Regions from separate parts of the Homo sapiens genome. Here region 2 is linked to region 1. Evidence: read pairs that join two places in POLR2A ChIA-PET (ENCODE). Cell type or tissue: OCI-LY7. All regions are shown on one strand. Each heading gives the region's core, and the rest is flanking DNA. Links, peaks and the distances in the headings are about the cores only.

The links. Peaks named below come from ENCODE experiments on the same cell type or tissue, not always from the same donor. Only the 100,000 strongest peaks of a DNase experiment are listed, where the experiment ranks them.
Region 2: POLR2A ChIA-PET joins it to region 1 with 5 read pairs; 1 of 35 experiments calls an interaction of 5 or more read pairs at or near these places.

The regions. Positions count from the first base shown.
Region 1 is chr5:50,443,332-50,447,915 of GRCh38, reverse strand. It overlaps a transcript of EMB not described here. Among named protein-coding and RNA genes, the nearest start is that of EMB, 4.3 kb to the right of the region's middle. In OCI-LY7, for the core only: no CTCF peak of the experiment used is centred there; a DNase peak (open chromatin) is centred at 2,435; H3K4me3 peaks cover 1,438 bases; H3K27ac peaks cover 2,500 bases.
Region 2 is chr5:50,535,728-50,540,311 of GRCh38, reverse strand. No RefSeq gene overlaps it. Among named protein-coding and RNA genes, the nearest start is that of EMB, 97 kb to the right of the region's middle. In OCI-LY7, for the core only: no CTCF peak of the experiment used is centred there; a DNase peak (open chromatin) is centred at 2,581.

The sequences.
Region 1 (4,584 bases), core at 1,353-3,852:
ATATGTAAAGTCAATTAAAATTCAAAATGAGAGAGAAATGAAGTTAAAATGTGGAAGTTTCATTTTTTGTTTGTCTCTATTCTTTGTGATCTAAGATAAATTGTCATCTCTTTAAAATAACTTGTTATATCTACAAGATTTTTTTGTAAACCTCATAGTAACCATAAGGCAAAAACCTATAATAGATTCACAAAAATTAAAAAACAGCAAATTAAAACATACTACCACAGAAAATCACTTAACCCCAAAAGAAGAGAGTGAGAAAAGAAGAAAAGAAGAGAGGAGTTTCAAAATACCAGAAAATAAGCAACATAATGGCAGTAGCAATTCCCTACTTATCAATAATAATACTGGATTTAAATGGACTCAATTTTCCAATTAAAAGGCATAGGGTGGCTGAATGGATAAACAAACAATACCTAACTACATGCTGCCTATAAGAAACCCACTTCACCTCTAAAGATATAGATAGACTGAAAGTGAAGGGGTGAAAAAAGATATTGCATGCAACTGGAAACTAAAAGAGAGTGGGAGTAACTATACTTACATTAGAGGAAATAGACTACAAATGAAAGATTGTAAAAAGAGATAAAGAAGGTTACTACATAATGATAAAAAGGTCAATTCAGCAAGAAAATGTAACCATTATATACATCTGTGCACCAACACTGATAGATTTATACAAATATAACTATAAAAAACTGATTAAAGTAATTGAACAAAACATTAATAAGGATATTCTATGTCATGGATTGGAAGAATTAATATTGCTAAAATGACAATACTATCCAAAGCAATTTACAGATTTAATGCAACCCTTATTAAAAGACCAATGCCATTCTTCACAGAAATAGGACAAATGCTAAAATTTATATGAAACCAGAAAGACCCTGAAGACCCAAAGCAATTCCAAGCAAAATAAGAAAAAAACAAAAAAAGCTGGAGGCATCACATTACCTGACTTCAAAATTTACTGCAAAGATATAATAACCAACGATTCACAATATTAAAGACATGGAATCTATCAAAATGCCCATCAATGGTAGAATGGATAAAGAAAATGTTGTACATATACACCATGGAATACTATGCAGCCATAAAAAGGAACAAGATCATGTCCTTTGTAGGGACATAGACAGAGCTGGAAGCTGTTATCCTCAGCAAATGAACGCAGGGACAGAAAACCAAACACCACATATTCTCACCTGAATGAGCTGAATGATGAGACCACATGGACACATACTTGGCCTTTTGGGGGTGGGGTGTTGCAGGAAGGAAAGCATCAGGAAGAATAGCTAATGCATGCTGGGCTTAATACCTAGGTGATGGGATGATCTGTGAAGCAAACCACGGTGGCACACATTTACCTACATAAAAAACCTGCATATTCTGCACATGTACCCTGGAACTTAAAACAAAAATTAAACATTAAAAAAAAAAGCTATAGTAACCAAATTAGCATAGAACTGGCAAGAAAACAGACACACAGACCAATGAAACAGAATAGAGAACCCAGGTATAAATCAATGCATTGACAGCCAACTCATCTTCAACAACAGCACCAAGAGCATACAACAGGAAAAGGAGAGTCTGTTTAATAAATGGTGCTGGGAAAACTGGGTAATTACATGTAGAAGGATGAAATAAACCCCTATATCTCACCATACACAAAAATAAAATTAAAATGGATGAAAGGTTTAAATCTAATACCTGGAACTATGACTATGAAACAATTAGATGAAAACTTTGCGGAAGTGTTCCAGGACATTAGGCTGAGCAATGACATTTTGTGTAAGACCTCTAAAGCACAGGCAACCAAGAAAGAATAGACAAATGGCATTGAACCAGGCTAAAAAGCTTCTGCACAGCAAAGGAAACAATCAACAATGATTTAAGGTCCTGTATGAGGGATTTGTTAAAGTATAATCAAAATGGAGGCAACAGTATATTCTTAGGTCAACCACTCATAGCCACATAACCAAAATTTAAGCTATCCTGATTTCTCTGAAATGCAATTTCTAATGATTAACAAAAGTTAAGCTTTCCTTTCTTGTTAGTATGATGAAATTGAACCAATTTGTTACAGATAAATAAGTTTATACAACTCTACTTGCCCAAAAAGGAATATGTTTTTAATAGCCAGTCACAGCAGAGGTCAATGCACTTCCTCATTGATGCTTTATAAGCTGCACTGTAACTCTCACGTCAAGTTTCTTACTATTTTTGATTTGAAGTCTTCTGGTTTGTGAACTATTCTTCTGTATGTATAATAAACCTTCATATTCCTTTTTTACTTGACCTGACTTTATTTTTACGGGGTCCTCCATGGCGTTTGGGTTTCTCACAGTGTGGCAGTCTCAGGATAATACTGTAGTACTTTTCACTAGGCAGGTGTCTTCTATGAGCAAGATCTCCAACAGAAAGGAAGTGGAAGCTCTTGTGGTCTGGAACAGAAAGCTCACACAATCTCTCTCTCTCTTTTTTTGTTTTGAGACAGTCTTGCTCTGTTGCCCTGGCTGGAGTGCAGTGGTGCGATGTTGGCTTGCCGCAAGCTCTGCCTCCTGGGTTCAAGCAATTCTCCTGACTTAGCTTCCCAAGTATCTGGGATTACAGGCATGCGCCACCATGCACAGCTAATTTTTTTTTTTTTTTTTTTTTTTTTTGCATTTTTAGTAGAGACGGGGTTTCACCATATTGGCCAGGCTGGTCTCGAGCTCCTGACCTTGTGATCTGCCTGCCTCAGCCTCCCAAAGTGCTGGAATTACAGGCGCGAGCCACCACGCCTGGCCAGCCCACACAGTATCTCTTCAGCAATATTCAGTAGGTTAGGGGAGTCAAAGAGCCCACCCAACTCAAGGGGAGAAAACAAAGGACCCTTATTCCCCCTTTATACGCTTCATGATGAGAGTATCAAAGTGCTTGTTGCAATATTTATTTCACCAAGGAGGAAAAGGTCAATTTGGACCAGAAAGGTCAGAAAAAGTTTCCCCCGTCTGGGTATCTCCAATTCTTCTATCCCTGGTTCACCTCAGAGTATTGCAGTTCTGAGAACCAGTGCATTCTGGATTCATTGTAGAACTTTGATTCTCTACTTGACTGTATGTCAGAATCACCAGAGAGCTTGAAAAATCCTGATACCTGGATCTTTTCCCGCAAAACTCTGGTTCATTTGGCTTGGGATTCAGTGTGGGCATTAAGGAGTTTCATCAGCTCTCCATGTAGCTTTAAATGTGATTTTAAGCTGGTTAAAAACCACAGCTTTAAAATGATATGGCCTAGACAGTGCACTGTTAGGTAAATACTTATTCCATAGGCATCAGGGTTAAGTTGATATGCAGAGAAGATCTCTAAAGAGAAAAAAAAAAAAAAAGGTAGGAAACAAATGAAAGTGGAATAAATGAAGGTGTAAATCAATAAGATGAATGGGGGAGGGGATGTCACTCTACGTATATGGTATAAGTTCTGCTCTTTTAGCTCCACGTAAGCTAAAATTGTGGAATAATGTACAAGACAAAAGTTATGAAGTTAGCATCGAATTTAAGCCAGAATTAAAAATTGTCAGGCACTCTCAGCTTGTTTTCTAGATTCGGTATTGATCTCTGCGAAATTCAGTTTTCTCTTTGCCAAAGGATATTGTGAGGTTTACTGGATATTTTTGACCTAGATGTATAGGCCTACATACTTGGACACAGGTTGTCTGTTAACCTAAGACTTTGAGTCAAATTTTAATAATAAGAATAGTTATAAATGTATAGCCCTATGAGTTAGCATTTTTTTAGTTCCAGCTGAAAAAAGAAAAAAGAATTGTCTAGAACATTTTTCTCTCTTCTGGGTATCCCCAGTACTTCTATCCCTGAGTTGCAATCCACTAATATTATTATTTATTTGATGCTCAATTTGTCCCAGATTTGTCCAGTGGGAACCCCTTTAAATGTCCTTAAAGGTAAAAACTGCCAGCATGTTCTACTGAGATATGGACTAACAATGTCAGACATATGTGGGTGCTTGAATAGTATTTGCTTCAAAAATATTTATTACTAGAAAGCTGCTGTGTTTGGGGTGAGAGGTTAGTAGGGAAGGGGGTTCATAAAGGGAATGCAAAAGCCACGTCCTCTGGAAGTTAAAGGATCATTTTAAATGATTCTACTGCAAACATTTTTCAAAAGATAAACATGACCCATTTCTCCAATTTGTGTCATGTAATAGTAATAATAATGATATTTAAATACTCCCACTGATATGTCCTTTACAAAGATATATTATATGTCTTATTTAATCAAAAAACCTTAAAAGAGTCCCTGTACCTAATTTTATTCCAGGACTCAAACTGTGTCAGCATGTCATTCAGTGCAAATCAGACATTTAGATGCATAGGCTATGCTGTCAGTAGTTCTGAACTTTCATAGACATTTCCAATTAGCTCGGAGAGACAACTGGATATTGTGTTTAAGCACTGTGTTTAGGAAAACAGGCACTGGATGGACCAATGCCAAATTTCCTGCTCTGCTGCTTAACTAAGTATGTGTAATTACTTGGGCAATTACTTAAGCAATTACTTGGGCAATTACTTAAGCCAATCCCCAA
Region 2 (4,584 bases), core at 1,156-3,655, 93 kb before region 1:
TTTTTCTCTCTTTCTTTTTCTCTTTCTCTTTCTTTCTTTCTTTCTTCTTTCTTTCTTCCTTCCTTCCTTTCTTTCTCTCTTTCTCTCTTCCTCTCTTTCTTTCTTTCTTCTTTCTTTCTTCCTTCCTTCCTTTCTTTCTCTCTTTCTCTCTTCCTCTCTTTCTTTCTTTCTTTTTCTTTCTTTCTTTCTTTCTTTCTTTCTTTCTTTCTTTCTTTCTTTCTTTCTTTCTTCTTTCTTTCTTCCTTCCTTTCTTTGTCTCTTTCTCTCTTTCTTTCTTTCTTTCTTTCTTTCTTTCTTTCTTTCTTTCTTTCTTTCTTTCTTTCTTTCTTTCTTTTCCTTCCTTCCCTCCCTCCCTCCCTTCCTTCCTTCCTGCCTTCTCTTCCTTTGTTTCTTTGTTTCCTTCTTTCTTTCTCTTCGATTTTTCTTTTATTTGTTGCTGCAACCTCTAGGTTATCCTAATTGCTCCTTATTTTTTTCCCACCACATTAAACTTTTATTGCTATCAGTGTGTATTTGTTAAGTATGTACTTTGAATAGAGAATGGAATACAGTACATGTTTAGAAAATGCTTGTTTTCTAACACATATGAGTTGAAGTATTTTGAAATGTAACAAACAACAAAATAAAGCTTCTAATATATATCAGGCATTCTACCAGCATTTTCTTTATCCAGAAAACAGCTTATAAATTAAATATTACTAATGACACATTAAAGAAAAAGAAACTAAGATACATACAGATTAAATAACTTGCCAGTATTTATATGATTATTAAGTGCAAACCAAGATCTTTATTCATTTATTCATTCACAAATTCAAAGATTAGGAAAAATTGATCCTGCATTTCGGCATGACAACACTTGTGTTGGTGCTCACCAGGCTGCCCACCACTCCTCATTGTCTTCTCCTGGACATGCTTTCTTCATTATGGAATCTGCCTAGTCTCCCAATGAGCCCAGTAATTGCCCAGTAGACCTAGGCTAACCTTGTTATTCCAAAAATCCTTCTAGGATAGTTCCCAAAGTTGTAAACTTCTAAAAAGTTTCAACATTGATATGGAGTTCCAAAAAAGCCAAGGACAAATCTGTGTGGCTCCTTGGAATGTCCATTTTTGCATATAGTTATCTAGGAAGGCTTATGAAGCCTCTTCTACTACAAGAATCTCCTGATGAATAAGAAAGTAAGAAGGAATTACAAGGTTATCTGCATTTGTGAATTACTCATAGTTATGAAAAACTACAAAAGAACTATAGGGAATGATTGTTCTAAACCTATTCATCCTCCAATTTAATAACTCATAGAGAATTGAGATATTAATTCATTCAATGACAAGTATTTATTCAACACTCATTGTGAACCTTGCACTTTGCAATGTGCTGGAGATTCCTTGGAAAACAAGCTGAGTATAATCTCTGCCCTCATGCAGCACAGGTTGGTGGGGGAACAAAACAATACACAAGTAAGCAAATAAAAATATATTACTGCAGATTGTGAGAAGTGATGGAATAGAGTGCTGTGACAAGAAATTGTATAAAAGGCTTTATTTTAGTTTTGGTGGTCAGGGAAGGTACCTTTGAGGATATGACATTGGAGCTGAGACTAGAAAGATGAGAGGGAATCAGGGGATAGGGAGGAAGAATTCTAAGGACAGCTAATTGTAAGAGCAATGTGAAGTGGGGAGAAAGTCTGGGCCTGTTCCAAGAGTGAATAGAAAGCTAAAATAGATGAAGTTTCCTGAAAAAGGAGGATAGCAGCAGAAAATGAGGTAATAAATTATTGCCAACAGTTTATTTCATAAATTTAACTAAAATTTCCTGGCATATTTACAGACTACAAGACGCCCAGCAGATTCTGCCAGCTTTCTATTGTTTAAAAGTGAATAAAAAGACAAACACACCAATAAAAAAAAAAGGATAAAAGATTTGAACAGACACTTCACAAAAAAGATACAAGATGGCCAATAGCATATGAAAAGATGCTCAACATCATTATTCAGAAAGAAAATACAAAATAAGACTACCAGGAGATAACACTACCCATATAAATAGATACAGCTATAAAAACTAACAATGTCATGTTGGGAAAGATGTGGAGCAACTGGAACTCTTGCACATTGCTTGTGGGTACAACTACTTTAGAAAATAATGTGGCAGTATCTTATAACAGTACATGTACACTTAACTTAGGATACAGCAATTCCACTACTACATATTTGCCCAAAATAAGTAAAAACATGTATCTACAGAAAAGCTTGCACATGAATGTTCATAGCAGCTTCATTGGTAAGAGCCAAAAATGAGAAGTAATGCAAATGTGCATCAACATGTGGTACATGAATACAATAGTATATTAGCAATAGGAAGGACAAACTCATACACACATGTATATGGATGAGTCTCAAAAATGTGCTGAGAGAAAGAGCAGATATATACACAACATGTACACATGTACATAACATGTCATACATACATAACGTGTGTGTGATGATTGTATTTATATGAAATTCTAGAATGGACAAAACTGTATAGTGACAGGAAGTGAAAGCTGATGAGGCCAGCAGTTGCCTGGGTGTAAGGGTAGGAAAATGTTACTGCAAAAGCTCACAAGGGAACTATTTGGGGTGATGCAAATATTCTAAATCTTGATTGTGATGGTGGTTACATGGATATAGGTATTTGTCAGGACTCATTAAACTGTAAAGTGGGTACATTTTTAAAAATGGGTACATTTTCTTATATGAATACTACACCTCAATAAAATTTGTTTTAAAAAACAGTCAATGGATTTGTTTCTGTTAACGTTTATCATTATTGTTTATAGGATCTTTTCTCCATAGTAAACTAAATAAAATGTTTCCTGTATTTCTTTTAAAATATTGACTAATTATTTTATTTTTCACCAGTCCTCATTAAGGTTTTCCTTTTTTTTAAATTGTTAGCATTTTATATTATATGGTACAGAGCTATGAGAAAAATAAAGCTTTCTTCTGAACTAGATTAATTGACTGGCATTAAGGAGACTTTTGCCTTATATATATATTTTTAATTTGGGGTATTGTTGTTGTTAAGGAGTGAAAACTATGGATATTCAGGGAAAATTATACTGAAGGACTTTTAATTATTCTCATATTTTAGATTTCTTATATGTTTAAGATTACATATGCCTAAAGTGAATGTTTTAAAGTTCCCTAAAAACATTTAGCCTGGGTCAAAGCTTAAGTCCTAATACTTTCTTGAAAAAGTAATGCTAGGGTAGCAACAGTGAGGGGAAAAGAAGTGATTCAGGGAAGGAGAAAATGTAGTACCTCATCCAGGAATCCACATCTTTAGAACAAAGCACATTTTGCTTCCTCACTAACACTAAGGACATATCCCAAGCAGGTCGTAAGGTAACCCCTGCTACTTAGGAAAGTGTGAGATAGAAAGACAGGACAGGAATTTATCTGCTGGCTTTTTTTTTTTTTTCTCATTACTCTAAGTTTGTGTGGAGGTAAAGCAACTCCATCTTGAATGCTACTCAGAGGTGTTGACTGATTTACCACAAATTCTGTCCTTGAGCAAATTACTTCAATTGTCTTACAAATTCCTTTTGAAGCACGTGTACCCTTTCCCTATGGTAAAAAAAAAAACCCTGGGTCGGAGGCAGAATGGTGCAGGGATCCACCATATCTTCTCACCACCACCAGAGATATGGCTAATATTCCTAAGTCAACTGAAGAATGACAAGGTTCGCAAACTGTCAACTGAAGAATGACAAGGTTTGTAAATTTGGAGAGGAGAGCTTTATTTCTCATAAAGGGCTGCAGCCTTCGGGGTGCCATTCTGACAGGCTGGGAATTGTAGCCTATAGCCAGAAACCAGAAACACACACTTCCAGGGAGGGAAAACTGGAACAGGAATCTATGTTGGGCAGAGTGGCAAGTGTACACATTCCATAAGGTATGGGAGGAGTCATGTATATTTGTGAAAGGAGAACTATGCTCATGTGCAATTGAGCGTCTCGGCCCTCATGGGTCCCACATACAAAAAAAACAGCAGCATTGGCTTGATCCGAGGGTAGAGTTTTCAGCCCTCTGATGCCAAAAGATGAAGCAGAGGACATGAAAATCCTTACTGCCCATTCTTCGTAGACTAGTCAGGACTACTCCAGGGTCAGTGGTCTTTTTTCAGGTGGTTGGTTGATATCTGTGGTGGAGTCCTTTGAGAGGGCTGGTTTCTTTTTAGCCCCTAGGAAAGAAAGCCTAATGGTGGTTAACCATTAGTAAGGGAGGGGGTCTAATGAGTTGTGTCCAACCTCCTATCCTGTCATGGCTAAGAACTCAGTTTTCAAGGTTTCTCTGGGGTCCACCTTGGCCAAGAAACGGTCCATTCATTCTGTTGGGGGGGGGTGTAGAATTTTATTTTTAGTTTACACTATTAAATGTTTTTTTTTGAGAAACTGGATTTGTCAACCTCTTTCTTCTGTCTCTCACTGCTGAACAATGAGGCATCACACCCCATACTTCTGAGTTGTGTCATTAGCTGCTCGGGAAGTTCTGTCTCAGGCTTTCTACAGAACTTCATCTGATTATGGACATGACGGGAAG